Regions from separate parts of the Homo sapiens genome. Here region 2 is linked to region 1. Evidence: chromatin loops called from intact Hi-C (ENCODE). Cell type or tissue: HCT116. All regions are shown on one strand. Links, peaks and the distances in the headings refer to the core of each region. The heading gives the core; the rest is flanking DNA. Region 1 has its middle 140 kb from the start of IDE. Region 2 has its middle 39 kb from the start of TNKS2-DT.

Region 1 (12,907 bases), core at 1,567-9,566:
TCAATGAAGTTTTTTGGACCACAGTTATGCTCATTCTTTTACATATTTATGCTTTCATGCTATAATGGCAGAGCTTAGTAGTTATGATACAGACCCTATGATCTGTGTAGGGGTGAAAAGGGTGTGATACCTTTTCTTCCCATCATAAGGGTCGCAGCAGACACTTCTATAACAAAAGAGACGGTTAACAAGAGAAAAGTGTAACAAGTTTATTTAATCATGGTTTTACATGACATGGGAGCCTTCAAAATGAAGACCCAGAGATATAGGAAAAACTGTCCATTTGTATGCTTCGATGCAATGAAGAGTGGACAGTCATGTACAACTGTGGCAAAGGGTGTGATCTAATGTAGTAGACCGAGAGGAGGAAGCCCAGCAAGACCTGTCTGTTGAGGTTCTTCTTGGTGTCTCTGTTGTAGCATTTCTTCCTCTCAGGTATGGAACAGGATCCTGGAATGGGGGTCTTATGACCTACTGTCAAGCCAGATAGGTCAGGGAATTTCTTTATGACCATCTCTAGACAGAAAGGTGGGGAGAGGTTAGAGTAATGTTTTTAGGCTTTATAACCCACTGTGGAGAAGAAGGATTCTAGTTTCCGTGGCATGCCCTGGGGGAGAAAGCGGGGAAGAGACAGGAGGGCAGGAGGAGGTCAGAGAGAGCTGCTTCTGAGGCTTTCGCTTTGAGGTAGCATTTCCTGAGTCTCAATATCCAGAAAGCCTAAATATTTACCACCTAGTGTTTTACAGAAGTTTTCCAGCCCCATCAATAGACAATCCATCACAGAGATGCCAATTGCTAAGTGCTGCTTTTCCAGCGAAGTGTCAGAGAGCTCATGTTCATCATGGGATGACCTTTCCTGCCACTTCCAGGCATATTCTTCTGGATTAAATTAGGTAGTGTCACAGTACCTGGCACATAGTTGTTTACTGAGCTTTATGTTTATGAGGTTATTATTCTCTGCTATGGCACACTGACTTTTAAAAACAAATTCTTACAAAATAAGAGTAACCTGAAAATTATATATATATATATATATATATATAGAGAGAGAGAGAGAGAGAGAGAGAGAGAGAGAGAGAGAGAGTGTGTGTGTGTGTGTGTGCGCGTTTAAGACAGAGTCGGGCTCTGTTGCCCAGGCTGGAGTGCAGTGACGCGATCTTGGCCCCCTGCAACCTCTGCCTCCCAGGCTCAAGCCAGCCTCCCACTTCGTCTCTCCAGTAGTTGGGACTACAGGCATGCACCACCACATCCAGCTAATTTTTGAATTTTTTGTAGAGATGGGGTCTCATTTTGTTGCCCAGGCTAGTCTCAAACTCCTGAGTTCAAGTGATCCTCCTGCCTCGGCCTCCCAAAGTATGGGGATTATAGGCATGAGCCACTGTACCCAGCCAGTATTATGTTTTTAAAGTAAATTTTTATTATATTTTAGTAATTTAATAATGTCAACACTTTGCAAAACGTTACTGTTGGTGGAACATAGTTTGGGAAGCGCCCTAGGTCCTTGCTAGTCAAAGCATGCTCGGTGGACCAGTGTGGGCATCAACTGGAGCTTGCCGCAGACTACTGGATAAAATCTACCTTTTAACAAGATCTCCAGGTGAGTCAAACATACAGTAAAGTTTGAGGAGCACTTCCAGGTACATCTCAATAATTTTATTTTATTTATTTATTTATTTTTTAGACGGAGTCTCGCTGTGTCACCCAGGCTGGAGTGCAGTGGCGCCATCTTGGCCTGCGCCCAGCCTATTTTTAAACATTTTAAAACATGTCTTTGATGCCAGGCACAGTGGCTCATGCCTGTAATCCCAGCACTTTGGGAGGCTGAGGTGGGCGGATCACCTGAGGTTGGGAGTTTGAAACCAGCCTGACCAAAGTGGAGAAATCCCATCTCTACTAAAAATGCAAAATTAGCTGGGCATGGTGGTGCATGTCTGTAATCCCAGCTACTCGGGAGGCTGAGGCAGGAGAATCGCTTAAACCTGGGTGGCGGAGGTTGTGGTGAGCCCAGATCCCACCATTGCACTCCAGACTGGGCAACAAAAGCGAAATTCTGTCTCAAAAACAACAACAACAAAAACATGTCTTTGGTACGTATCTGCATCTATTTCTGTAACAGGTGAAATTGCAAAGTCATAGGATACATGTGTGTGAGCAACTTTAGCAGATACAACTAAACAGTTTTCCAAAGTGACTATGCGAATTTACACTCTCACAGCAGGGTATGAGAGTTTCAGCTGTTTACCATCACTTGGTATTGTTAGTCTTTTTATTTTTATTTATTATTTATTTATTTATATTTATTTATTTATTTATTTTTGAGACGCAGTCTTGCTCTGTCCCCCAGGCTGGAGTGCAGTGGCGCAATCTCAGCTCACTGCAAGCTCTGCCTCGTGAGTTCATGCCATTCTCCTGCCTCAGCCTCCCGAGTAGCTGGGACTACAGGCGCCCACCACCACGCCCGGCTAATTTTTTGTATTTTCAGTAGAGACGGGATTTCACCATGTTAGCCAGGATGGTCTCGATCTCCTGACCTCGTGATCCGCCTGCCTCAGCCTCCCAAAGTGCTGGGATTACAGGCGTGAGCCACTGCACCTGGCCAGTATTTTTATTTTTTATTTTCTTTATTTTTTGGAGTCAAGCATGGTTGTAGAGGGAGACAATATTAATCAGCTTAACAACCCACAACTCTTGGACCAACTGTTAGTCTTTTAAATTTTGGCCATTCTCATGGGTGTAGTAGGTATATACACTGTGGTTTTAATTAGCATTTCTTTGCATATAATGAGCTTAAGAAACTTTTCATGTGTATTGACTTTTCAGTGTTCCCTTTTGTGAAGTCTTTCACCAATTTTTTTTTGAGACAGGGTCTCTTTCTGTCACCCAGGCTAGAGTGCAGTGATGCAGTCATAGCTCACTGCAGCCTCAAAATCCTGGGCTAAAACAATCCTCCCACCTCAGCCTTCCAAGTAGCTAGGACTACAGGTGTGTGCCATCATGCCCAGCTTATTTTATTTTATTTTTTGAGATGGAGTTTCACTCTTACTGCCCAGGCTGGAGTGCAATGGCACGATCTCGGCTCACTGCAACCTCCGTCTCCCGGGTTCAAGCGATTCTCCTGCCTCAAACTCCCGAATACCTGGGATTATAGGCATGCGCCACCACCCCCGGTGAACTTTGTATTTTCAGTAGAGATGAGGTTTCTCCATGTTGGTCAGGCTGGTCTCGAACTCCTGACCTCAGGTGATCCGCCCACCTCGGCCTCCCAAAGTGCTAGGATTACAGGCATGAGCCACTGCACCCGGCCTTTTTCTTTTCTTTTCTTTTCTTTTTTTTTTTTTTTGAGACAGAGTCTTGCTCTGTCGCCCAGGCTGGGGTGCAGTGGTGCCATTTCGGCTCACTGCAACCTCCGCCTCCCGGGTTCAAATGATTCTCCTGCCTCAGCGTCCCGAGGCAATCTCTGTAGGTAAATTATATAATCTTCCAAAGGCCCTCTTACAACTTGCAGAGAGGAAATCAAGGAGTTGCTAGCAATATGAGAAAAGTTAACACCTTGTCAACTTTTCGTATTTTTAGTAAAGATGGGGTTTCACCATGTTGGTCAGGCTGGCCTTGAACTCCTGACCTCAGATGATCCACCCGCCTCAGCCCCGCAAAGTGCTGGGATTACAGGCGTGAGCCACTGTGCCCAACCATGCCCAGCTGATTTTTTAATTTTTTTGTAGAGACAGGGGTCTTGCTATGTTGCCCAGTCTAATTTTGAACTCCTGGTCTCAAGTGATTTTGCTTGGCCTCCCAAAACGCTGGGATTACAGGCATGAGGCACTGTGCCTGGCCTCTCAGCCATTTTTTAATTGTGTTGTCAATCCTTAGTGATTTGTAGGAGTCCCATATATTTTGGGTCTGAGCTCTTTTGTTATTTTTATTATTTATCACTCTTTGGCTTGTCTTTTCACTCTTAATGGTATATATTGTACATCTTTTCTAGTTTGTTTTCAGTGAGAGGTTTCAGCACCATCTAGTCAACCACTGCCAGAGCAGAACTTGGTCTCCTATTTTAATGACTAAATTTTATTCCAGGCTGGGCATGGTGGCTCACGCCTGTAATCACAGCACTTTGGGAGGCTGAGGCAGGCAGATCACCTGAGGTCAGGAGTTCGAGACCAGCCTGACCACAATGGTGAAACCCCATTTCTACTTTTAAAAATACAAAATTTAGCCGGGCGTGATAGTGGGCTCCTGTGATCCCAGCTACTTAGGAGGCTGAGGCAGGAGAATCACTTGAACCGGGAAGCAAAAGATTGCAGTGAGCTTAGATTGCACCACTGCATTCCAGCCTGGGCAACAGAGGGAGACTTCATCTCAAAAAAAAAAAAAAAAAAAAAATTCCAATAATGCCTGCATTATGATGAAGACTGACCCATTGTCATTGGGAATTAGTTTGAGAAGCTTTTTAAGAAGATAATGAGCTGAGAAAGAATCAGATCCCGGCAAGGTAAGTTTTAATAAACGAAAAGATGGAGGGAAAAGCAAGATCTGGGTGGGCACCTGAGGCCTTCCAGGGCCCTGTGCCCTCAGGCAAATATTGGCATTCATGAGAAGAACCAGAATTAAACAAGGATATACGCAAGAAAGCAGCCAGGAAACATATATGATACCAAAAGCAGGTGGAAACCACTTCACAGTTTGGCCCAGGGACAAGTCTGATGGTGTGTGTATTTGCATGTCTCTTTGCTCAGCACATTTCTGCCTCATCATAGGGAGAGTTGCACAGAAAGCAATTTGGATTTGGGTTTAGATTTCTCATATTGCTAGCAACTCCTTGATTTCCTCTCTGCAAGTTGTAAAAGGGCCTTTGGAAGATTGTATAATTTACCTACAGAGATTGTTCTTTTTACTTTATGGCAGTCTTATAGAAGGAATGATTGTTCCAGTATTCATAACTGACTTAGAGTTTCTTCTAACTTATTGGTTTTTAACCCTAATTGCATATGAAAGTTGGCTACAGATCTTTTTTTTCCTGCTTCCTATCGCCCAGCTACAGATCATATATATATATATATATATATATATATATATATACACACACACACACACACATATATACACACATATATATACATATATACACATATATATACACATATATACATATATACACATATATACACACACACATATATATACACACACACATATATACACACACACACACACATATATATATATAAAATATATATCTACACTAACTGAGTTGGTGGGGATGGGGTAGAGAGGACTGGATATTGGATTGTTTGCAAGTCCTCCTCGTGATCCTTATGTGTGTTTAAGGCCAGAGAACCACTGCTGACATTGCAAAGATAAGGTTGTCCACAAGATGGAGATAAAGCACTTCTCAGTGAAAAATGCTCCACACACTCAAAACCCATTCTCTGGCTTTATGTCTACACCAACTCCAATTTATGGTTTCTTCTTTTAATTTTTTTTTTTAGACGGAGTCTTATTCTGTCACCCAGGCTGGAGTGCAATGGCGTGGTCTCGGCTCACTGCAACCTCCTCCTCCTGGGTTCAAGCGATTCTCCTGCCTCAGACTCCCAAGTAGCTGGGACTACAGGTGCCTGCCACCACACCCAGCTAATTTTTGTATTTTTAGTAGAGACGGGTTTTCACTATGTTGGCCAGGCTGGTCTCAAACTCCTGACCTCGTGATCCGCCCACCTCGGTCTCCCAAAGTGCTGGGATTACAGGCGTGAGCCACTGTGCCCAGCCCTTAATTTTTTTTTTTTTTTTTAGAGACAAGATCTTTTTCTGTCTCCCAGGATGGAGTGCAGTGGTTCCATCATAGCTCACTGCAGCCTGGAACTCCTGGGCTCAAGTGATCCTCCAGGCTCAGCTTCTCGAGTAGCTAGGACTATAGGTGCTCACCACCTTGCCTAATTTTTTATTTTTTGTAGAGGCGGGGTCTCACTATGTTGCCCAGGCTGGTTTTGAACTCCTGTCCTCAAGCCATCCTCCCATCCTGGCCTCCCAAATTGCTGGGATTATAGGCATGAGCCATGGAACCTGGCTGACTCCAATTTATGTAATGTGCCAAGCGGGGACAAACGTGGGAAGATAGGTAACATTACCTTTGGTGCTGTTGCTTGCCAGTCAAAGAAATTTTTGCCACCTCAGAGGAAAAGACCAGGAACTAACTTTAAAAATGACAGCCAGGGCTGGATATGGTGGCTCATGCCTGAAATCCCAGCACTTTGGGAGACTGAAACAGAAGGCTCGCTCGAGCCCAGGAGTCCAAGACCAGCCTGGACGACATAGGGAGACCTCATTTCTATAAAAAATAAAAATAAAAAAATTAGCCAGGCATGATGGCTCTTACCTGTAGTCCCAGCTACTCTGGAGGCTGAGGTGGGAGGATCACTTGAGCCCAGGAGGTCAAGGCTGCAGTGAGCCATGATCATGTCACTGCACTCCAGCCTGGGCGACAGGCAGACGGAGATCCTGTTTCTAAATAAATAAATAAATAAAATAATAAAGTAAAATAAAAATGACAGCCAGGTGTGGTGGCTCATGCCTGTAATACCAGCAACTCAAGAGGCTGAGGCAGGAAGACTGCTTGAGCCCAGGAATTTGAGGTTGCTGTGAGCTATAATTGTGCCTCTGTACTCCAGACTGGGCAACAGAGCAATACCCCATCTCATAAAAAAAAAAAAAAAAGAAAGAAAGAAAAATGACACATGGCTAAAAATATCTCTTATTTGGCTGGGCGTGGTGGCTCACACCTGTAATCCTAGCACTTTGGGAGGCCGAGGTGGGCAGATCACTTGAGGTCAGGAGTTCAAAACCAGCTTGGCCATCATCGTGAAACCCCATCTCTACTAAAAATACAAAAATTATCTGGGCGTGGTGGTGCGTGCCGGTAATCCCAGCTACTTGAGAGGCTGAGGCAGGAAAATCGCTTGAACCCGGGAGGCAGAGGTTGCAGTGAGCTGAGATTGTGCCACCGCACTCCAGCCTGGGTGACCGAGCGAGACTCCATCTCAAAAAAGAAAAAAAAAAAACTCTTATTCACCCAATTACCTGAATTAGAATCTAGAAATATTTTCAATCCTTTTCCTAGTTCACTTTGATAAAATAGACCATATAAACTGACACCAAAACTGAAAATAAGAAAGGAGTGTAATATTGTTCATATTTTATGGAGTGGAAATTTTTGAAATGAGATCATTCTGTAAATTATGTAGATAGAAATCAACATCTGCACAAGTAAATTAGCGTAAGATGTGTTGCTCACAGGATTTTAGGAAATATGCAGATGCAATAATGTGATTTCTATTTTTTTCTTAAGTCTGAAGTACTTGATTGGTAGCTCCCAATCATTTCTCCCATCTCACTTGTCTAGCTCTGTCACAGAAGCTGTAAAAGCTACAAACTCCGTCTCTCTGTTCCCTTGTAGGGAGAGATGGTCAATGAGATCTAAGTGAAATCACTAAGGAGGGCTTCCCTTCCTGAATAAAATGACAATACCTCAGTACAAGAAGTGTCTTTTTCCCTTGTCCCTCCACCCCCGAATTCTTGCTACCATCTTCCTGGGGACATGAAACTTAGAAGTGGAGCAGCCACCACTGGCCATGAGATGACAAGTGTGAGGACAAAAGCCACTGTAACTAAGAAGGACAGAATGGACAGGTGAGAGCAGCCCGGATCCCTCCCTGATGGCGACTATGGGCAGCTTTTATGCTGATCAGCCTCCCGAGTAGCTGGGACTACAGGGGACTGCCTATCCCTGCACTTGCTATGAGGGGAAAAGCCACTGTTGATCAGGCTTCCTGTTGTTCTCCGATGTTGTTAGGGCAGGAACACTTGGCAGATTTCCTGGTATTTACAATTAGACACTTAATAAATGGAGGAATTTATCCCTTACTGAACATCACTGAGAAGTTGCTATGTTGGCATATAGAACATAAATATATTTACTTATTTATTTTTATTTATTTTTGCGGGAGACCGGAGTTTTATTACTCAAACCAGTCTCCCATAAATATATTTATAATGTTGATTTTAGACATTATCCTTTCTAAAGAGACCCTGTGGGCTTTAGACAAAGCTAAGACTTGAGAAGCTCAAGTTCCTTTGTTGTTGTTGTTATTTCTAAAAAGTATGTATTAAATGCCTAATTGTAAATACCAAGAAATCTGCCAAGTGTTCCTGCCCTAACAACATTTTCTGAGCCAAAATGCACAGTTTGGGTTTGGCATGGTCGCTCACACCTGTAATTCCAGCACTTTGGGAGGCCAAGGTGGGAAGCCAGGAGTTCAAAACCAGCCTGGGCAGCATAGTGAGACCCTGATTCTATATAAAACAAAGAAAAAGAAAACAAAATGCATAGTTTGACATATCAAATGAATATTTTCAACAGAACTGTGCTAGATAATCCAGACTGTCCATGGCTCTACCTGACACAGCCTATGATTTCTTCAGGGTAAGCACCAGATCAGGACACATACATCACTGCTATGGCCGAACACACAGACAATGACACAGAAACAATAAACCAAATAGCAACAGACAACAAGGTGTTTGCATCAAGATAAGCCTAATTTGGGTAAGGCATGGTGGTTCACACCTGTAATCCCAGCACTTTGGAAGGCTGAGGTAGTCAGATGGTTTGAGCCCAGAAGGTCAAGACCAGCCTGGGCAACATGGCAAGGCCCTGTCTGTACAAAAAATATAAACATTAGCCGGGCATGGTGGCACGTGTCTGTTGTCCCAGCTACTTGAGAGGCTGAGATGGGAGGATTGATTCAGTCTGGTAAGTCAAGGCTGCAGTGAGCCATGATCTTGCCACTGCACTCCAGCCTGGGCGACAGAGTGAGAACTGGTTTCAAAAATAAATAAATAGGCCGGGCGTGGTGGCTCATGTCTATAATCCCAGCACTTTGGGAGGCTGAGGAGGGCAGATTACGAGGTCAGGCATTCCAGACCAGCCTGGCCAACATGGTAAAACCCCGTCTCTACTAAAAATACAAAAATTAGCCAGGTGTGGTGGTGCGTGCCTGTAATCCCAGCTACTCAGGAGGCTGAGGCAGGAGAATCACTTGAACCCAGGAGGTGGAGGTTGCAGTGAGCCGAGATCGTGCCACTGCACTCCAGCCTGGGTGACAGAGCGAGACTTCATCTCAAAAAAGAAAGAAAGATGAAAGAAAAAGAGAAAAGAAAGAAGGAAGGAAGGGAGGGAGGGAAGAAAGGGAGGGAAGGGAAGGAAGGGAAGGAGAGGAAGGAAGGGGAGGAAGGAAGGGAAGGAAAGGAAAGGAAGGAAAGGAAGAAAGGAAAAAGAGGAAAGAAAGGAAAGAGACCTAAGTTGATTTTAAGAGTAAACAACAAGGCATCTAATTGGAAAAAGAACTGGGAACGAGTAAGAGTTCCACATTTTGATTCAGCAGAGTGGTAATTTGCTATTCAGGGGTCAGAATATTCAGGATAGTTGCTATTCTGTGGTCTGCAGCAAAAGGATTTAATGGAAGAGGATTTCCGTGAATTCACTGGCTGTTTAAGGAATTGGAGAAAACTGAGTTGGCAAATGGAGAAAAGATATTATAGGCACATGATGTCACCTTGGAAAAGGTCATGAAGGCAAAGGCAGGCCCTCCCTGGAGCACAACATAGTAATGTGTCCCCTGGGGCTGTGTCATATGCCATCCCTGTAAGCAGCGCAGGGGAAAGTGAAGTGCACTTGGATAAGGCAGAGGTGATTGACTAAGAAGTAGGAGGAAGTAAATGACATTAAATGTTGAACTTCATTGGGGTCTGCTCCTACACATTTCTTTCTTGCTTTTATTTTATGACATGCTGTTAACTCTCAACTTTCTTTTTTTTTTTCTTTTTTTTTTTAAGTTGGAGTTTCGCTCTTGTTGCCCAGGCTGGAGTGCAATGGTGCAATCTCGGCTTACCCCACAACCTCCGCCTCCAGGGTTCAAGCAATTCTCCTGCCTCAGCCTCCCGAGTAGATGGGATTACAGGCATGCACCACCATGCCTGCTAATTTTGTATTTTTAGTAGAGATGTGGTTTCTCCATGTTAGCCTGTTCTCAAACTCCCAACCTCAGGTGATCGCCAGTCTCAGCCTCCCAAATTGCTGGAATTACAGGCGTCAGCCACCATGCCTGGCCTTAACTCTCCACTTTCTATCTCCAAACCTAATCTCTCCCTGAATCTCAAATTCATTTCCAGCTGCCTCCTGGCTATCTCCACCTGGACTTTTGCACAGTCATTTCAAACTCACCATGTCCAAAAAGGAACTTCCTTTTTTTTTTCCTGGGACAGAGTCTTCGCTCTGTCGCCCAGGCTGGAGTGCAGTGGCTCGATCTCTAGCTCATTGCAACCTCTGCCTCCTGGGTTCAAGTGATTCTCCTGCCTCAGCCTCCCAAGTAGCTGGGATCACAGGAGCATGCCACCATGCCCCGCTAATTTTTGTATTTTTAGTAGAGACGGGGTTTCACCATGTTAGTCAGGCTGGTCTTGAACTCCTGACCTCATGATCCGCCCACCTCAACCTCCAAAAGTGCTGGGATTACAGGCGTGAGCCACCACACCCGGCTCCAAAAAGGAACTTCTTAAACTGTCTTTTCTTTCTGTATGCTCATTTTCTCAGTCCATTTTTAATTTTTTTCCCCGATTTATTGAGGTATAATTGACACAGTCTATATTTGTTGACAACTATTTATCAGGTGCCTACTCTGTGCCACTCACTGTGCTAGGGCTGGGATAGAAGGATGAACAAGACCAGACATGGTTCCACCCCACTGCCTTTTCAATCTAGAGAAGCAGACTGCCACCAAACAAATAAGCCTGGCCCAGCACGGTGGCTCAGGCCTGCAATCCCAGCACTTTGGGAGGCCAAGGTGGGAGGATTGCTTGAGCCTGGGAGTTTGAGACCAGCCTGGGCAACATAGTGAGACCCTGGGACTACAAAAAAATTAAAAATTCCCTGGGTGTGGTGCTCGTGCCTGTAGTCCCAGCTACTTGGGAGGCTGACATGGGAGGATTGCTAGAAGCCCAGGAGGTTGAGCCTGCAGTAAGCTGCGAAGGTGCCACTGCACTCCAGCCTGGGTAACAGAGCAACACCCTGTGTCAAAACAAATGAACAAAGAAACCCACAATTACATATTTCCATCTATGATGATAGAGGAATGGAGGTGAGTGCCATCCGAGAGTACAAAAGGGGTACTTGAGATCTAATTAAGTAGAATTTTACCCACCCCATCACCTATGCTAGAAAACTGGATGTCATTCTTTTCCTTTCCCTCTCTTACTGTACAAATAAAACCAATCACCTCATCTTGCCTATTTGACCCCCTAAGTATTTCTCAAGCCTGCTTCCTATTTCCCTTCTTCATTATTCTAGCGGAGACTGTCACCTTCTTCTACTTGGACCGTGCATTACTCTTTGATGCCAGGCTTTGTACGCTTTCCCCTTCTGCTTCACTCTACCACCCCACCATGGCTTTTCATACTGCCTCCAGGCAGCTTTATTCAAGACCTATATCTGACCATGTGGCTTTCCTGCCTAAAGCCTTTCCCATTTTGTGTTAAAAAGTCAACTTCACTTTTAAGTAAATTAATAGATTTTATGGGGGAGGAGTATAGTTTTAGGTTTACAGAAAAATTGAACAGAATGTACAGAGAGTTTCAGAATACCCGCCCTTTTTTTTTTTTTTTTTTTTTTTTTTTGAGACTGGATCTTGCTAGGTCACCCAAGCTGGATTGCAGTGGAGCTATCTTGGCTCACTGTGACCTCCACCTCCCAGGTTCAAGCAATTCTCCTGCCTCAGCCTCCCAAAGTGCTAGGATTACAGGTGCCCGCCACCACGCCTGGCTAATTTTTGTATTTTTAGTAGAGGTGGGGTTTCACTGTATTGGCCAGGCTGGTCTCAAACTCCTGACCTCAAGTGATCAGACTGCCTCAGCCTCCCGAAGTGCTGCGATTACAGACCTGAGGCGCCTGGCAATATCCCTATTATTAACATCTTGGATTAGTGTGGCACATTTGTTATAATTGATAAATCAGTATTGATATATTATTGTTAACTAGAGTCCATAGTTTACTTTAGAGGTCAGTCTTTGTGCCATTTTTTTTCTTCTATAATTTTACTCTTTTTTGTTTGTTTGTTTGTTTTGAGACAGAGTTTCACTCTTGTCATCCAGGCTGGAGTGCAATGGCACGATCTCGGCTCACTGCAACGTCCGCCTCCCGAGTTCAAGTGATTCTCCTGCCTCAGCCTTGCAAGTAGCTGGGATTACAGGTGCCCACCATCACGCCCAGCTAATTTTTGTATTTTTAGTAGAGATGAGGTTTCACCATGTTGGCCAGATTGGTCTCGAACTCCTGACCTCAGGTAATCATGAGCCACCATGCCTGGTTAATTTTCCTCTTTTCAATGTCATCAATTTTTGCAGTAATTTTTTTTCTTCTGCTTGTTTTAGAGATGGCATCTCACTATGTTGCCCAGGCTGGAGTGCAGTGGTGCAATCAAACTCCTGGGCTCAAGCCATCCTTCCACCTCAGCCTCCTGAGTAGCTGGGACTACAGGTGTGCACCACCAGCCTGGCTAATTAAAAAAAAAAATTTTTTTTAAAGACAGGGTCCCACTATGTTGCCCAGGCTGGTCTCGAACTCCTTAGCTCACTTGTTTGGATTTTGATTGGGATTGCATTGAGTCTATAGATCAAGTTGGGAAGAAATGACATCTTAACAATATGAGTCATCCTGTCCATGAATATGAAATATCTCCTCATTTATTAATATTTAGATCTTCTTGATTTTGTCATCACAGTTTTGTAGTTTTCCTCATGTATATCTTTTATACATTTGGTATAATCTGTATAATCCAACCATATGTTGTCTATAATAGAG
Region 2 (12,907 bases), core at 3,358-11,357, 680 kb after region 1:
GGTGCAAGAGCAAAAGCTGGCAGAGAAGAGATGGTAGCAGAATTTACATGAGGAAAAGGAAAGGAAGTTGGAATGCCTGCCCCTGAAATTTCCCCGATGACCCTGAAAATGTCAAGATTATCTTCAAATTACACAGTGATTCTCAAGTAGAGAGATGATTCCACTTTTCATAGTCTCTAACAATAATCCATGACTTCTTATTCTCCTTGAAAAAAAGCCCTGAAAAGCTTCCAATTGAAGCCAATTTTTCCAGGCAAGTGCTGCCCAATTTCCCTATGCTGCAGGAGGTTGGACTCAGCCATACAGGAGTTCTGTTTGTTCAGGATCTAATAGACAAATGACATTTTTTCTTCCCCTCCCCTCCTACTCCCATCCCTAAACGAAACAGAAAAACACACAAACAAACAAAACAGAAAAAAAAACAACCAAGAGAGAGAAATTCATATTATTATTATACAATATATTTTTTAAAAGACTACTGCATCCAAAGGAAGGATCAGAAGCCATGTTGCCTGCAAGACATCACAACCTGTTTGTGCGTACACAAGGTTAGCAATGAACGTACCCACTCAGCAAGCTCAGCTTTTCTCGATGGCCTCTGCACATGCACCATCCAGTAAACAGAGACTCTTCCCCTTCAACTCATACATTGTCCCAACTGGGGAAGGGGACATTCCCACAAATTCTCATTGATTCTTGGTTTTATGGAAAATAAAGTGAAAAACTTCCATCAACCAGCTACTTGCAGCATCTTCTGAGGACTTGCTTCTCCCACCTCTGGAGAGGAGAGGGAAGAGAAAGTACACAGCAGAGATGTTCCTTGAACTGCCACAATTTATGAATAATTTTGTTTCTGTTTTGCAATGACCAAGGGGGCTGAAAAAAAAATTCCAAGAAGAAGGCACAGATGAATATATTCATGAAATTGGAATAGGCAATGATTTTCTAAAATTATTTCCATAGATTTAGGGGGTATAAGTGCAGTTTTGTAACATGGATATATTGTGTAGTGGTGAACTTTAGGCTTTTAGTGTACCCATGACCTGAATAGTGAACATTGTACCCAGTAGGTAATTTTTCAACCTTTACCCCCTCTGCCACTCTCTCACCTTTAAAAAAATTTATTTATTTATTTATTTTGAGACAAGAGTCTTACTCTGTCGCCCAGGCTGGAGTGCAATGGCATGATCTTGGCTCATTACAACCTTTGCCTCCTGGGGTCAAGTGATTCTCTGCCTCAGCCTCCCAAGAAGCTGGGATTATAGGCATCTGCCACCATGCCCAGCTAATTTTTGTATTTTTAGTAGAGGTGGGGTTTCACCATGTTGGCCAGGCTGGTCTCAAACTACTGGCCTCAAGCAATCTGACCGCCTTGGCCTCCCAAAGTGCTGGGATTATAGGCGTGAGCCACCGCACCTGGCCCCTCTCACCCTTTGGAGTCTCCAATGTCTATTATTGCCCTCTGATGTCCATGTATACCTTCTGTTTAACTCCCACTTAGACGTGAGAACATGCTATATTTGACTTTCTGTTTCTGAGTTATTTTATTTAGAATAATGGCCTCCAGCTCCATCCATGTTGATGCAAAATACATGATTTCATTATTTTTATGGTTGCATAGTATTCCATGGTATATATATGTCACATTTTCTTTATCCAATCATCTATTGGTGAACACTTAGACTTATTTCATGACTTTGTTATTGTGAATGGTGCTGCAGTAAACATATGAGTGCAGGTGTCTTTTTGATATAATGATTTCTTTTCATTTGGGTAGACATCTAGTGGTATTGCTGGTTTGAATGGTAGTTCTATTTTCAGTTTTATTTGAGAAATCTCCATACTGTTTTCCATAGAGATTGTACCAATTTACATTCTCACCAACAATGTATATGCATTCCCTTTTTGTCACATTCTCACTGATATCTGTTTTTTGACTCTTTAATAATAACTATTCTGACTGATGTAAGATGGTATCTCATTGTAGTTTTAATTTGCATTTCAATGATGACTAGTGATGTTGAGCTTTTTTACCTGTTTGTGGGCTGCTTGTAAATCTTCTTTTGAAAAATATCTGTTCATGTCTTTTGCCCATTTTTAATGGGGTTATCTATTTTTTTCTTGTTGAGTTTGATTTCCTTGTAGATTCTAGATATTAGCCCTTCGTCAGATGCATAGTTTACAAACATTTTTTTTCCCATTGTGTAGGTTGCCTGTTTACTCTGTTAATTATTTCTTTTGCTATATGGAAGCTTTTAGTTCAATTAAGTCCCATGTGTCTATATCTGTTTTTGTTGTATTTGTTTTTGATGACAGTCAGAAATTCTTTGCCTAGGCCAACATTTAGAAGAGTTTTTCTGAGGTGTTCTTCTAGGATTTTTATAGTTTCAGGTCTTATATTTAAGTCTTTAATCTATCTTGAGTTAATTTTTACATATGGTGAGAGATATGAGTCCAGTTTCCTTCTTCTGCATATGGTTATTCAATGTTCCCAGAATCATTTATTGAAAAGTGTGTCTTTTTCGCAGTGCATGTTTTTGTTGACTTTGTCTGTTGTAGATGTCGTTTATTCCTGGTCTCTGTTCTGTTCCATTGATCTATGTGTCTATTTTATACCAGTGTCATGGTGTTTTGGTTAATATAGCGTCGTAGTATAATTTCAAGTCAGGTAAGGTGATGCTTTATTCTAGCTTTGTTCTCTTTGCTTAGGATTTCTTTGGCTATTCAGGCTCTTTTTGCATTCCATTGGAATTTTAGGATTTTTTTTCCCCTAATTCCATGACAAATGACATTGGTAATTTGATAGGAATTGCATTTAATATGTAGATTGTTTTGGATAGTATGATCATTTTAACAATATTGATTTTTCCAATTCACAAGCATGGGATGTTTTTCCATTTGTTTGTGTCACCTACAATTTCTTTCATCAGTGTTTTGTAGTTCTTCTCATAAAGATCTTTTACCCCCTTGGTTAAATGTATTTCTAGGTATTTTATTTTATTTTTCTAGCTACTGTAAAAGGGATTGAGTTCTTAATTTGGTTCTCAGCTTGATTTTATTGGTGGATAGACATGCTGCTGATTTTTGTATCTTGATTTTGTATCCTGAAATTTGACTGAAGTCATTAATCAAATTTAAAACTCTTTGGAGGAGTGTTAGGATTTTTCTAGAGATAAGATCATATCATCAGTGAACAGAGATACTTTGACTTCCTCTTTCTAATTTGGATGCCTTTTATTTCTTTCCGTAGGTAGGATTCCACTACCATGTTGAATAGGAGTGGTAAAAGTGGGCATCCTTGTCTTGTTCCAGTTCTTAGGGAGAATGCTTTTAGCTTTTCTATATTCAGTGTGATGTTGGCTGTGGGTTTGTCATATACGGCTTTTATTATTTTGATATATGTTCCTTTGATGCCTAGTTTGTTGAGGGCTTTTATCATGAAGAAATAATGAATTTTATCAAATGCTTTTTCTGCATCTGTTGAGATGATCATGTGATTTTTGTTTTTAATTCTGTTAGTGTGGTGTATCCCATTTATTGATTTGTGTATGTTGAACCATCCTTGCATCCTTGGAATAAAACCCATCATGATGTTCTTTTTGATGTGCTGTTGGTTTGCTAGTATTTTGTTGAGGATTTTGCGTCTATGTTTATCAGGGATATTGGCCTATAGTTTTCTTTTTTTGTTGTGTCCTTGCCTGGCTTTGTTATCAGGGTGATACTGGCTTTGTAGAATGAGTAAGGGAGGATTCCCTCCTCAGCATTTGGAACAGTTTCAGTAGGATTGGTACTACTTCTTTGTACATCTGGCAAAATTTGGCTGTGAATCCCTCTTGTCCTGGATTTTTGTTATTGTTGTCAGGAGATTTTTAAAAAATTACTGATTCAGTTTAACTACTTGCCATTTGTCTGCTCAAGATTTCTATGTCTTCCTGGTTCAATCTTGAGAAGTTGTATGTTTACAGGAATTTGTCTGTTTTCTCTAGGTTTTCTAGTTTGTGCACATAGGGGTGCTAATAATAGTCTCTGATGATCTTCTGTATTTCTGTATTGTCCATTGTAATGTCTCCTTTATAATTTCTGATTGTGCTTATTTGAATCTTCTCTATTTTTTTCTTGATTAACCTAGCAAGGAGTATATCAGCCTGTTTACCTTTTCAAATAACCAACTTTTTGTTGATCCTTTGTTTCTTTTTTTGATCTCAATTTCTCTGATCTTTGTTATTTCTTTTCTTAGGCTAGATTTCGGTGTGGTTTGTTCTTGTTTTTCTAGTTCCTTGAGTTGCAACATTTGGTTGTTAATTTGAGATCTTCCTGTCTTTTTGATGTAGGCAAGCTACAAACTTCCTTGTCAGTGCTGTCAGTGGGGTGTTGAAATTCCCCATTATTATTGTATTGCTGTCTATCTCTTTTCTTATGTCTAGTAGTATTTGTTTTATGAATCTAGGTACTTTGGTGTTGGGTGCATATATATTTAGAATTGTTACATTTTCTTGTTGAATTCTTTTATCATTTTATAATGACCTTCTTTGTCTTTTTTTCCTGTTGTTGGTTTAAAGTCTGTTTTATCTGATGTGAGTATAGCCACTACTGCTTTCTTTGTTTTCTGTTTGTGTGGAATGTCTTTTTCCACTCCTTTACTTTGAGTTTGTAAATATCTTTACCCATTAGGTGGGTTTCTTGTAAGCAGTATTTGGTTGGATTTTATTTTTTATCCACTCTTCCAGTGTATGTCTTTTAAGTGGAGCATTTAGTCCATTTACATTCAAGGTTAATATTGATATATGAATTTTTTTCCCATTATGATGTTAATTGTTACCTAGTTGCTTTGTAGTCTCAATTGTGAAATTGCTTTATAAGACCTGTGAGCTTTATACGTTTGTGTGCTTTTATGATGATGAGTATTGCCTTTTCATTTCCATGTTTAGAACTCCTTTGAACATTTTTTGTACAACTGGTCTAGTGTTGATGGATTTCCTTAGCATTGACTTGTCTGGGAAATACTTTAGTTATTCTTTATTTATAAAGCTTAGTTTAGTAGGATAAAAAATTCTTGGCCAGCAGTTCCTTTTTTTGGAGATGGAGTCTTACTCTGTCGCCCAGGCTGGAGTGCAGTGGTGTGATCTTGGCTCACTGCAATCTCCGCCTCCTGGGCTCAAGCAAGTCTCCTGCCTCAGCCTCTCAAGTAGCTGGGATTATGGGTGCACACCACCATGCCTGGCTAATTGCCAGCAGTTCTTTTCTTTAAGAGAACTGAAAATAGGACCCTAATCTCTTCTAGCTTATAAGATTTCTGCTGAGAAGTTGCTAGTCTGATGAGATTTTCTTTTTTTTTTTGAGATGGAGTCTTGCTCTGTAGCCCAGACTGCAGTGGTGTGATCTCGGCTCACTGCAACCTTCACCTCCTGAGTTCAAGTAATTCTCCTGCCTCAGCCTCCCTAGTAGCTAGGATTACAGGCCGCACCACCATGCCTGGCTAATTTTTGTATTTTTAGTAGAGATGGAGTTTCACCATGTTGGCCAGGCTGCTCTCGAACTCCTGACCTCAGGTGATCCACCTGCCTCCGCCTGCGTCTGCCTCCCAAAGTGTTGGGATTACAGGTGTGAGCCACCTCACCCAGCCAGGATTTTCTTTATAGGTGATTAGTTGCCTCTCTCTTGCTGCTTTTAGAATTTGTTCCTTCACACTGACTTTGGATAGTCTGATGACTATCTGGGCAAAGATTTTAAAAAGAGGACCTAAAGAATGTGCTAACCATAAAAGATAAAATTAATAAACTGAACTTTACTCATCAAAGATAATGTTAAGACCATAACTGGTCAAGCCCCAGAGTAGAAGATAATTATAATATATTTATATCTTACCACTGACTCACACAAATTAATAAAGAAAAGATAGAAAATATGTGTTTTTTTTTGGAAACAGGGTCTTGCCCTATGGCCCAGGCTGGAGGGAAGTGGTGCAATTATAGCTCACTTCAGCCTCAAACTCCTGAGCTCAAGCAATCCTCTCAGCTTGGTCTCCCAAAGTGTTGGGATTACAGGCATGAGCCATTGTACCTAGCCTGAAAATATTATACAAAATGAAGAAAAGATTGGAACATTCTTAACCAATAAGCATATAAACAATTTCATTAGTTTTCAGGGAAAAGCAATTTAAAACTATAATGAGATATCACTATATACCCACCAGAATGGCTACTGTTTAAAGGACTGACAATACCAAGTGCTGAGGAGGAAATGGAATAGTGGAGTTCGTATCCTGCTTGTGGGAGTGTGGATTGGTACAACTACTTCAGAAAATTGGCAGTATTTACTAAAGCTGAACATATGCAAATGTCATGACTCAGCAATTCCACTTCTAAGTATATGCTCACTCAAAGAAATGCATACACATATTGATTCAGTGTATATATAGAAACTTCATAACAGCACTATTCATAATAGCTCCAAACTGGACACCACACAAATGATCATGAATAAGTAAGTTGTGATGCATAGCAGTGAAAACAAAGTAGATGATTCTCATCAACACAATGAAAAGCCAAACAAGTGGGATGAGTCATATAAACTTCAAAACAGGCGAAAGCCATCTCTGTGGTATTAGATGTCAGAATAATGGTCACCACTTCGGTGAGGTGATTAGGAACGTCTGGGCGGCTGGTAGTGTTCTAGTTCTTGATCTAGGTGCTGGTTATTTGGATGTAACTAAACAAATAGCAAATAAAATTTAAAAAGGTAAAATATACAATTGCACAAAAACGTTTATGTTAATTTCACTTTGCGAACATCAGTCAAGCTATATGCTTACAATTTGTGCACTTTTCTTTAGTTTTGTTATACCTCAATAAAAAGTTTACTGAAAAACAACCAACCACCCAACCAATCCTCTCTGCACTTGGTGCTGAATTTTTGTACTAATCAAATAACAAGGAATCAAATACTAAGGAAATAACAAAACATGTGAGTGGAAGAAACAATTTCCTTGATACAGTAGAAATTGTAGCTTATAACAAATTCTATTCAATGTATCATATTTTAACTTTAAAATACCTTTATGACCTAGAGAAAGGTGTGAAACAAATTCCAAATATAAGTAGTGATAGCCAATCTCTTTTCTTAAATATTAAAGAACACAATTTTTATAACCAACAAGTAACTTTTGATCTGACAATATAAACAATTACACTGAGATAATTTTTATATATGTCTTTCAGTCTCCAGGGCAAAATTCCTTACATGTTTTAGAAAATTTTCAGCCTGAAACAAATAAAATTTCTCTCATTATTTTCTAGAACACATTACATTTTTATCATATTGACTTTTTGCAATGCGGGGGTGAACAAATAAAGTAATACATGAACATTTTGTAGGAGTGAGCCTATTAAATGGCTGCATATATGCTTGCCTCTGTAAAAGGTAAGCTTTAAAACTTGAAAACTGCTGCAAGTTGGCATAGCTCTTACAGTTCTTGGTAAAGACAGCCATCTAGTGGAAATAGTTCTATTGACTTTTGAAGGCTGGCAAATAGAATGAATATGAACCCTCAGTTCAACTTAAACTTCAATGTTGGTTTAAGGCTTAAGAAGAGGTAATCCATCTTAACAGGACATTTATAAAGTTTGGGGCATTTTTGGGGCAAATCATAATTTGCATTTGGAAAGTATTTTAATAATGTTCACAAGGTAAAATTCATTCATTTTCGTGAACTAATTATGGACAACATGTTAATAAAATTTCAACTAATTCTAAAAAAAAAAAAAAAAAAAGGAGAGGTATTAAAAAAAAGATCCAGTATTTGGATGCTCCTTATCTTGTGTCCAGGTCTGGAACTGGGGAGGGAGTGTAGGTTGTGGGGTAGGGAAAAAAATTGGTACTTTGGTCTAGGGAGGAATAGAGTGCCATTAGAATAAAGAGAGCGCTGGACTCAAAGATGCCTTGCTTTGGACTGTATTGAATGCTCTCTCTAGGTGGCAGAAAGAAGACAATTTGGTAGGATAGCAGGAAGTTGGTTTTGTTTTTTTTTTTAATGTAAGCTGAACAACCATGCCTAGTTGTGGTGTAGGAAGTTTAGTTAGTTGGTAGCCATCAGCTCAGTAAGAGTTCTAGAATAAGTATTCCTTTAAGTTGATGGTTTAAATAACTAGAGCCTTGCAATAGATCAAAAGCACACTACAGGCTCTGATTATGAGAAGGAATGGTATGAAGCAAAGAGTCTGAATTAGAACTGTGAAGACGTGAGTTAGGTATGCTTCTGGTGTGTATAATCTTATGACTTTGCTTATTTTACTTACCCGAATTACACTTTTCTTATTTATAAAAACTGTAGAGTAACAAAATCCACTCCAATGACTTGTGCCCAGGGAGAGAGCAACTCTCTTTTTTTGGTTTGTTGGAGTCAGTTGTGATTTAGTGATACCCAGAGACACCTAGTAAAATTCTCTCATTATGGCTTATCATTAATGTGTTTCTCTAACTTTTAACAGGTTTGATGATGGATGCCCTGAACTGTAGGTCAGGTTTTAAATGCAGGCTTTTTCTTACCTTTTATGTTCTTCTAAATTAGAAAATGCTAATTCATAATTGTAAGTCATTAAAAGAGCAAATATTTGAAGGCTTTGTCAGATAGTTTTGGACTTTTGAGTTGCATATTAATCCAGAAATTGTGGAGAGATTTTTCTCTGAGCAGCACATTTGGTTCTCTTCTTGTTCAGATGCCGATATTTCAAATGTTTCAAATATTTGAATGTCTAATAACACTCTGCTTGTGTGTGCGTCTAAGAAATATTTCTTGATATTCTGTTGCAGTGTTTGGTTGTAGTTTTAAAATATGCTTTTGCTCTATCCATAGCTAGTATTCTATCACTACCAAATTATTGATACAGTTTCCATTTCACATCACAGATGGACACAAAATAGATGTTAAACATGTTCTCTTCCTCTGTAGCATGCATTTTCAGTGGTAAACACATAAAGTCATGAGGTCCTTCCTATATCAGGGTCCCCAATCTCTATGCTGTGGAATGGTACAAGTCAGTGGTCTGTTAGGAACTGGGTTGCACAACAGGAGGTGAGCAGCTGGTAAGTGAGCATTACCAGTTGAGATTTGCTTCCTTTCAGATCATTGGCAGCATCAGATTCTCACAGGAGTGCGAACCCTATTGCGAACGGTGCATGCAAGGGATCTAGGTTGCATGCTCCTTATGAGAATCTAATGCCTGATGATCTGAGGTGGAAGAGTTTCATCCCGAAACCATCCCCCCATCCCCATCTGTGGAAAAATTGTCTTCCGTGAAACTGACCCCTGGTGCCAAAAAGGTTGGGGGCCATTAATCTATATAATATATATAATGTTAAGAGGTTGCCATGGCTTGAATATTTGTCACTTCCAAAACTCATGTTGAAATTTAATCCCCAATGTGGCAGTATTGAGAGGTAGGATATTTAAGGGGTGATTGAACCTTGAGGGCTCTGCTCTTATGAATGGATTAATCCATTTATGGATTAATGGATTAGAGGGTTAATGGATTAATAGGTTATCATGGGAATGGAACTGGTGGCTTTATAAAAAGAGGAAGAGAGACCTGAGTATAGCGCATTAACATGTTCAGTCTCCTTACCATGTGATCTCCTGTACCACCACTGGGCTCTGTACAGGATTCCCACCAGCAAGAAAGCTCTCACCAGATGTGGCCCCTTGACCTTGGACTTCTCAGCCTCCAGAACTTAAGAAACAAATTCCTTTTCTCTACAAATTACCCCGTTTCAAGTATTTTGTTATAAGCACAGAAAATGAACTAAGACAGAGGTGACTCATCATTTCAGTGGTTTTGAGCAACTATGTAGAATGAAGTACATTCTAGCACAGATATGTGATAGTAATTACCTTCCATATAGCTATATTTCAGATACTCAGAGTTCAATAGTGTTATCTGACAAATTTTGCTAATAGCTCATTATGCTTTCTAGAAGAAAAACATCAATTTCATTGATTATGGCTATTACTACAAACTTCTTACCAATACTATAACTTATACCTGTTTTTACTGTAAGGAATGAAACTTTGAATGATGTTTCTGTAATTCGGTCTCTTTTGTGCCTTTTGTAATCAAGATTCCTCAATTTAAGACTGGAAAGCATTATCTTGTGCATATTTGGTTACTGGAGAGATCATGGTGCTTTAACTGAAAATGACCCTAATATTTCAAAGTCATAAACCAGTTGATGAATTTTCATAAGAGATAATGTTCTGGAGACTAAGAGCAAATGGCTCATCAGTTCTCAAAAATTCTATCTTCAGATGCCAATCATCATACTTAGTGGAACTTGTCTTTTAAAGCTTCTGTATGGAAAAATTACACTCAGATGTACCTGAACCAATTCTAGTTCTGTATTCACACTATAGATTTGTGATACAATTCATAATGGTAATATTTTTGTTATAATTTTAATCACTATTTTTATACCTTAGTGAACCATTGTTGAGCTTCAATGTATGTTTTCAAATCAGGGATATTACTCAATATAATAGAAAAAACTGCACATTTTACAAACATAAAAATTAATGCCATATCATGTTTAAAAAGTTAGTTTTTTTAAAATTTATTATTATTATACTTTAAGTTTTAGGGTACATGTGCACAATGTGCAGGTTAGTTACATATGTATACATGTGCCATGCTGGTGCGCTGCACCCACTAACTCGTCATCTAGCATTAGGTATATCTCCCAGTGCTATCCCTACCCCCTCCCCCCACCCCACAACAGTCCCCAGAGTGTGATGTTCCCCTTCCTGTGTCCATGTGTTGTTCTCATTGTTCAATTCCCACCTATGAGTGAGAATATGCGGTGTTTGGTTTTTTGTTCTTGTGATAGTTTACTGAGAATGATGATTTCCAATTTCATCCATGTCCCTACAAAGGACGTGAACTCATCATTTTTTATGGCTGCATAGTATTCCATGGTGTATATGTGCCACATTTTCTTAATCCAGTCTATCATTGTTGGATATTTGGGTTGGTTCCAAGTCTTTGCTATTGTGAATAATGCCGCAATAAATATACATGTGCATGTGTCTTTATAGCAGCATGATTTATAGTCCATTGGGTATATACCCAGTAATGGGATGGCTGGGTCAAATGGTATTTCTAGTTCTAGATCCCTGAGGAATCGCCACACTGACTTCCACAATGGTTGAACTAGTTTACAGTCCCACCAACAGTGTAAAAGTGTTCCTATTTCTCCACATCCTCTCCAGCACCTGTTGTTTCCCGACTTTTTAATGATTGCCATTCTAACTGGTGTGAGATGGTATCTCACTGTGGTTTTGATTTGCATTTCTCTGATGGCCAGTGATGGTGAGCATTTTTTCATGTGTTTTTTGGCTGCATAAATGTCTTCTTTTGAGAAGTGTCTGTTCACGTCCTTCACCCACTTTTTGATGGGGTTGTTTGTTTTTTTCTTGTAAATTTGTTTGAGTTCATTGTAGATTCTGGATATTAGCCCTTTGTCAGATGAGTAGGTTGCAAAAATTTTCTCCCATTTTGTAGGTTGCCTGTTCACTCTGATGGTAGTTTCTTTTGCTGTGCAGAAGCTCTTTAGTTTAATTAGATCCCATTTGTCAATTTTGTCTTTTGTTGCCATTGCTTTTGGTGTTTTAGACATGAAGTCCTTGCCCATGCCTATGTCCTGAATGGTAATGCCTAGGTTTTCTTCTAGGGTTTTTATGGTTTTAGGTCTAATGTTTAAGTCTTTAATCCATCTTGAATTGATTTTTGTATAAGGTGTAAGGAAGGGATCAGTTTCAGCTTTCTACATTTGGCTAGCCAGTTTTCCCAGCACCATTTATTAAATAGGGAATCCTTTCCCCATTGCTTGTTTTTCTCAGGTTTGTCAAAGATCAGATAGTTGTACATATGCGGTGTTATTTCTGAGGCCTCTGTTCTGTTCCATTGATCTATATCATCTATATCTCTGCTTTGGTACCAGTACCATGCTGTGTTGGTTACTGTAGCCTTGTAGTATAGTTTGAAGTCAGGTAGTGTGATGCCTCCAGCTTCGATCTTTTGGCTTAGGATTGACTTGGTGATGCGGGCTCTTTTTTGGTTCCGTATGAACTTTAAAGTAGTTTTTTCCAATTCTGTGAAGAAAGTCATTGGTAGCTTGATGGGGATGGCATTGAATCTGTAAATTACCTTGGGCAGTATGGCCATTTTCACGATATTGATTCTTCCTACCCATGAGCATGGAATGTTCTTCCATTTGTTTGTATCCTCTTTTATTTCGTTGAGCAGTGGTTTGTAGTTCTCCTTGAAGAGGTCCTTCACGTCCCTTGTAAGTTGGATTCCTAGGTATTTTATTCTCTTTGAAGCAATTGTGAATGGGAGTTTACTCATGATTTGGCTCTCTGTCTGTTGTTGGTGTATAAGAATGCTTGTGACTTTTGTACATTGATTTTGTATCCTGAGACTTTGCTGAAATTGCTTATCAGCTTAAGGAGATTTTGGGCTGAGATGATGGGGTTTTCTAGATATACAATCATGTCATCTGCAAACAGGGACAATTTGACTTCCTCTTTTCCTAATTGAATACCCTTTATTTCCTTCTCCTGCCTAATTGCCCTAGCCAGAACTTCCAACACTATGTTGAATAGGAGTGGTGAGAGAGGGCATCCCTGTCTTGTGCCAGTTTTCAAAGGGAATGCTTCCAGTTTTTGCCCATTCAGTATGATATTGGCTGTAGGTTTGTCATAGATAGCTCTTATTATTTTGAAATACATCCCATCAATACCTAATTTATTGAGAGTTTTTAGCATGAAGGCTTGTTGAATTTTGTCAAAGGCCTTTTCTGCATCTATTGAGATAATCATGTGGTTTTTGTCTTTGGTTCTGTTTATATGCTGGATTAC

Evidence for each region. Peaks named below come from ENCODE experiments on the same cell type or tissue, not always from the same donor. Only the 100,000 strongest peaks of a DNase experiment are listed, where the experiment ranks them.
Region 2: it touches region 1 in a loop (8-fold over the local background); 20 of 110 quality-filtered maps call a loop at or near these places.

Annotation. Positions count from the first base shown.
Region 1 is chr10:92,427,664-92,440,570 of GRCh38, reverse strand. No RefSeq gene overlaps it. Among named protein-coding and RNA genes, the nearest start is that of IDE, 140 kb to the left of the region's middle. In HCT116, for the core only: a CTCF peak has its summit at 5,375 (motif pointing right); a DNase peak (open chromatin) is centred at 5,360.
Region 2 is chr10:91,753,333-91,766,239 of GRCh38, reverse strand. It overlaps the pseudogene FAF2P1. Among named protein-coding and RNA genes, the nearest start is that of TNKS2-DT, 39 kb to the left of the region's middle. In HCT116, for the core only: a CTCF peak has its summit at 7,490 (motif pointing left); a DNase peak (open chromatin) is centred at 7,489.